Regions from separate parts of the Homo sapiens genome. Here region 1 is linked to region 2. Evidence: read pairs that join two places in POLR2A ChIA-PET (ENCODE). Cell type or tissue: Panc1. All regions are shown on one strand. Each heading gives the region's core, and the rest is flanking DNA. Links, peaks and the distances in the headings are about the cores only. Region 1 overlaps GOLGB1 (golgin B1). Region 2 overlaps ARGFX (arginine-fifty homeobox).

Region 1 (2,918 bases), core at 94-2,593, 120 kb after region 2:
AATTTTGTTTAAGGCCAGAAGAAACTTCATTATCTTCTTCCACCTGCTCTTTTTTTGCTTCCTCAGCTCTGGATAATAAATTTAGCTGTTCTTTAAGAGTCTTAATTTCAACCCCAAGAGAAAACTTCTCTTCATTAAGCTGAACCATTTTCTCAGTCATACTAAAGCTGATTTCTGTCACTTGTTGATCCTTCTCCTCGATGGTTTGTTGGAGGGTTTCCACATCTCTCTTTTTCTCTAGTAAGAGCTGATCCATTTTTGTTATTTCAAGTTCCTTCTGTGAAAGAGCCTGGGACAGTTCTTCCACTTTACTTGAGATATGCCTTACACGTTCTGCCCCCTCAAGCACTTCACTTTCCTTATTTTGCAGCTGGCTTTGCAGGCTTCTTATCAGGGTACTCTGCTCAGAAAACTGAAGCTGCACATCATCCAGTTCATTCTGTAAAACTTCAATTTTCACATCTTTAGATTTGGCTTCTATGCTGAGACTATGGATCTGTTCAGTGAGCAGGTTGTCATGGGCAGTTTGGCTTTCATAATCAAGTCTTCTTTGCCTTTCTGCTTCTGCAAGGTTCATTTCCAGTTGCTTTACCTGAGCCCTCAATTCTGTTACCATGCTAAGTTCCTTCACCTGAGAGAGAAGCTGGTCTCTTTCTTCAGACAAAGCAGTGAATGCACTGCTGTTGTTGTCAGCATTTTTCTTAAACTCCTCAATCAACTGGTTTAGGTTGCTAATTTCCTTAGCTTTCTCATCTAAATTTTTCTCATAGATTTCTTGTGCTTTATGAAAGTTTAGCTCGAGCTCCAAAATTTGACTTTTTAACCTTTCCAACTCATCCTGATGACACTGACCAATATCTGGTACAGCAGAAAGGGATTTATCACCATCCTGCTTTGTTGATTTCAATTCTACTCCAGCATCATTTAAAGATATTTCCTCAGATGTTCTACTTTGATGTTCAGTGCTCGCCTGTTCTTTTTCAACTGCTGGAAGACTGCTCTCTTCATTTGGCATTAAGGGAAAATCTTGCCCTGTATCTTCAAGAAATACTTTCATTTTAATTGGAGCTATTCCCTCACCCTCCATCTGTTTCATTTCTTTCTGGTCAAGGACCTCATGATCTGCTTCCTCAGCCCTTTTTCCCTGGAGCTGTAATTTAAGAAATGCAATTTCCTCTTGAGCTTCTTTCATTTCCAACAATAAAACTGATAATTCTTTATGTTTCTGAGAAAATGTGTTTTCTAGAACATCTTGTCCACTTTCCTCAGCAGAAGAGCTCCTCTTGTTGGCAATATCAACAATGCTGATCTATTTTTAAAAAAGAAAAAAAAAGCTGTAATCAAATGTTTTATAACATTAAAAAAATAGCCCAACTAAAAACTTGTATTTCATCTTCTAAAACTTCAGACTTTTTGGTCAAAACCTTCTTTGTACCATAACACTGCTAAATCCTTTTAAAATCAGTTTGTATCTCCCAGCTGGACCTCCAAGGGCACTCTGCCAATCCTGCACTGAAGTCAAGCCCTATTCATAAGACCTAAGGAAATTGGGAATTCATTTTCTAGATATTCCTTACATAAGAAGCTTTTTTTCCTTCAGAATAAAACTCCTAATTGATTTTTTTTAAAAAGTAAGCAGATACTTTTGTTAGGAAGCCACATTACTCCTCAAGGGCATGTATAATTCTATCACTGACTTACTGATTAGAAAAACACAGCTAACTAAACAAAACGCAGCTAACAATACTCTTAAATCAACAGAATGATACTAAGCAACCATACCCTTCTTATAGTAATTTTCAGATTATTAAAAGGATCATTCTCCAAAGATCCCTTTTTATTTAATCTTAGTAAAACTATGCCAGTCTTATCTAATCTCTTCACTGAGAAACTTTTCTGAGATGAACAAAGAAGTTGAGATAGATGATAACCCAGTATAAAAAAATGTGTTATCAAATCCCAAATTAGTAGCTACTGTATTTGTGTTGCTTTAGAACAATGAATTTTAATATTCAGAAACAAGTAACAATAAATGAGATATAATAACCATTATGAATCTCTTTAATAGATCTTACTCTATAGGTAATGTACTTCTCTGGCAACACTAGAAAATTATGGACGTATTTTCATATGAAGCTACCTTCTCTTAATCTAGCTCATGTTCTGGTTATATTAAGAACACATCACTTACCTCACTGACTTCTCTGTCTGCCTCCCCAGTTCTATTCTGAGCCTCTAGGAGAGTAATCTGAGAAGACAGTTTTTCTGAAAGTCACAAAATAAATATCTTTAGAAGATATATGTGGAGTGTGTGAAAAAACAGGATTGCATGTGAAGCTATTTGAATTGTATGAAATAATTTTTTAAAAAATAAACAAAATAGCTTGGGAGAGGTGAAAGCCTTATTAAAGAAGTGGCAAGAGGATATGATTACATGAGATATAAGATAGAACAGTACTAGGTGATGATAATGAACCTGAATGAAGTATACTAAATAGTGGAAGGTTTGAAAGGAGAAGGATGCCAGGATGCAGGACATAAAGCAGCTATTTCTGTGGCATAATCTGGAACTTCTAGGACAATACATATAATTTATCCATAATCCTACTATGTTTGTAATATATATTTTGCATTAATATAGCACTTACAATGTTCTTCAATGTTCATAAAGATATCAAATTTTAGCACTAAAAGGGAGCTATCCTATCTCCTCAATGATCATATAAGGAAACAAAGAAATGACACAACCCGAAAGGTTACGCAGCTAGTTCAGGGAGCTGGGATTAGAATCCAAGTCTTCAGAGTTTTAACCCAAGTTCTGTGACAATGTGTATATATTGAGCATCAATATCAATATCCTCAAGAAGCTTATATTCTTTCTGAGAAGATAACACAGATACACCAAAGGAAAAAAATAT
Region 2 (2,918 bases), core at 154-2,653:
CCGGGCATGGTGGCTCATGCCTGTAATCCCAGCACTTTGCAAGGCCGAGATGCGTGGATCACCTGAGGTCAGGAGTTCTAGAGCAGCCTGGCCAACATGGTGAAACCCTGTCTCTACTAAAAATACAAAAATTAGCCAGGCGTGGTGGCAGGCGCCTGTAATCTCAGCTACTTGGGAGGCTGCGGTGGGAGAATCGCTTGAACTTGGGAGACAGAGACTGCAGCAGAGATCACGCCACTGCACTCCAGCTTGGATGACAGAGAGAGAGAGACTCTGTCTCAAAAAAGAAAAAAAAAAGTAAAATGGCAAACTATGTAGTGGGAGAAAATATTTGCAAAGCATTTATCTAATAAGGGGTTAATAGCTATAATATATACAAAACTAGAACTCAACAACAATAAAAAAAATCCAATTAAAAATGGGCAAAAACCTGAGGTCAGGAGTTCAAGATCAGCCTGACCAACATGGAGAAACCCTGTCTCTACTAAAAATACAAAATTAGCTGGGTGTGGTGGTGCATGCCTGTAATCCCAGCTACTCGGGAGGCTGAGGCAGGAGAATCACTTGAACCCAGGAGGCAGAGGTTGCAGTGAGCCGAGATCACGCCATTGCACTCCAGCCTGGGCAACAAGAGCAAAACTCCATCTCAAAAAAAAAAAAAAAAAAAAAAAAGGCAAAAAACTTGAATAGATCTTTCTCCAAAGAAGATATACAAATGGACAAATCCATGAAAGATGCTCAGCAACATTAATTATTAGGGGAAAGAAAATCAAAACCATACCCGTTAGGATGACAACTATCAAAGAAACAGAAAAGAACAAGTGTCGGTGAGGATGGGGAGAAATCAGAATGTTTGCAGGAATGTAAAATGGCACTGCCGCTGTGAAAAACAGTATGATGGTACCTCAAAAATTAAAAATAGACTTACCAGTTCAAGACCAGCCTAGGCAATATAGTGAGACCCCATCTTATAAAATAAATATATTTACTGAAAGGTATGAAAAGCTCTTTCCAGAAGCATTCAGGGCAGCAGTCTCCAACCTTTTTGGCACCAGGGACTGGTTTGTGGAAGACAGTTTTTCCACGGACTGGTTGGGGGGCTGATTTTGGGATGATCCAAGGACATTACATTTATTGCACATTTTATTTCTATTATTATTACATTGTAATATATAATGAAATAATTATGCAACTCACCATAATGTAGAATCAGTAGGAGACCTGAGCTTGTTTTCCTGTAACAAGATGCTCCCATCTGTGGCTGATGGGAGACAGTGACAGATCACCAGGCATTAGATTCTCATAATGAGCATGCAACTTAGATCCCTCACCTGTGCAGTGCACAATAGGATTCATGCTCCTATGAGAATCTAATGCTACCAGCTGATCTGACAGGAGGCGGAGCTCTGGCAATAATGTGAGCTATGGGGAGCGACTGTAAATACAGATAAAGCTTCGCTGACTCATTCGCTGCTCACCTCCTGCTGTGCGGACCAGTTCCTAACAGGCCATGGACCCATACCAGTTTGTGACCCAGGGGATTAGGGACCCCGGATTTAGGAGATGTGGAAGAATATGTTACACACCAAATAGAATTGTTATTTCTTACATCTCACACAGTACATGGCTAAGAATTTTGCAGAAAATCCCCAGCAGAATGGTAATGTGGAAATAGAGGCTGCAGGAACATGGTGAGAACTGAGAGAACAGAAGAAAGTTCAGAAAATTGATATGTTTGAAGACCAAATGTATGTACAAATTAGTCATTGCTGTTTCACACAATTTCAGTGGTTTTAAAAAAATAAGTATTTGTTGTTGTTTATCAATCTACAAGCCAGGCCAGGTGCAGTAGCTCACGCCTGTAATCTCGGCACTTTGGGAGGCCGAGGCAGGCGGATCACAGGGTCAAGAGATCGAGATCATCCTGGCCAACATGGTGAGACCCCCCATCTCTACTAAAAATACAAAAATTAGCTGAGCGTGGTGGCGTGTGCCTGTAGTCCCAGCTACTCAGGAGGCTGTGGCAGGAGAATCTCTTAAACCTGGGAGACAGAGATTGCAGTGAGCCAAGATCGTGCCACTGCACTCCAGCCTGGCGACAGAGCGAGACTCCATTTCAAAAAAAAAAAAAAGAAAAAGAAAAAAATCTACAAGCCAGCTGGCCATTTCTGATCTTGGCTGGCATCTCTTGCATGCTTGAGGGTTGACTAGCTGTAAACTCATTTAAAGTAGCCTATGTTGCAGAATATGAGCTCTTTTCGCTATAGTCTCTCATCCTCTAGAAGGCTAGTCCAGGCTTGGAGGGAGAGAGTGGGTGAGACAGAGAGAGGGCAGGCATGAGAGCGAGCACAGAAGCATGCACGGCCTCTTGAGTGGGGGGCATCATCACTTCAGAGTGTCACTCTCTGGCTCAATTAAGAAGGTGTGGCTAGGTTGGGCACAGTGCCTCATGCCTGTAATCCCAGCACTTTGGGAGACCGAGGTGGGTGGATCATTTGAGGGCAGGAGTTTGAGACCAGTGTGGCTGATATGGTGAAACCCCATCTCTAATAAAAGTAAAAAAATTAGCCAGCATGGTGGTGAGCGCCTGTAGTCTCAGCTACTTGGGAGGCTGAGGCAGGAGAATCGCTTGAACCTGTGGAGTGGAGGTTGCAGTGAGCTGAGATTGAGCCATTGCACTCTAGCCTGGGTGTTCCGGTGAGACTCTGTCTCAAACATTAAAAAAAAAGTGTGGTTGAAAATAAATGAAATAAATGTAGGACAAAGAGAAAAGGAAGAGGAAAATAAGGTCTCATTGTACATAATCTGTGAAGTGACTCAATAAAATAAAGCTATTCTTTTTTATTTTATAAATGTGAAAACTGAGACCCTCCACGTAAACAGACATTTATGTTTTGCCAAATTTTCTCCTTTTTTTT

What was found. Peaks named below come from ENCODE experiments on the same cell type or tissue, not always from the same donor. Only the 100,000 strongest peaks of a DNase experiment are listed, where the experiment ranks them.
Region 1: POLR2A ChIA-PET joins it to region 2 with 6 read pairs; 3 of 35 experiments call an interaction of 5 or more read pairs at or near these places.

Annotation. Positions count from the first base shown.
Region 1 is chr3:121,697,621-121,700,538 of GRCh38, forward strand. GOLGB1 (golgin B1) reads right to left here. Exons shown (of 22, transcript NM_001366282.2): 12 at 2,192-2,265; 13 at 1-1,309. Among named protein-coding and RNA genes, the nearest start is that of HCLS1, 38 kb to the left of the region's middle. In Panc1, for the core only: no CTCF peak of the experiment used is centred there; no DNase peak of the experiment used is centred there.
Region 2 is chr3:121,573,201-121,576,118 of GRCh38, forward strand. The region is part of intron 2 of ARGFX (arginine-fifty homeobox); the gene reads left to right. Among named protein-coding and RNA genes, the nearest start is that of ARGFX, 6.7 kb to the left of the region's middle. In Panc1, for the core only: no CTCF peak of the experiment used is centred there; a DNase peak (open chromatin) is centred at 1,465.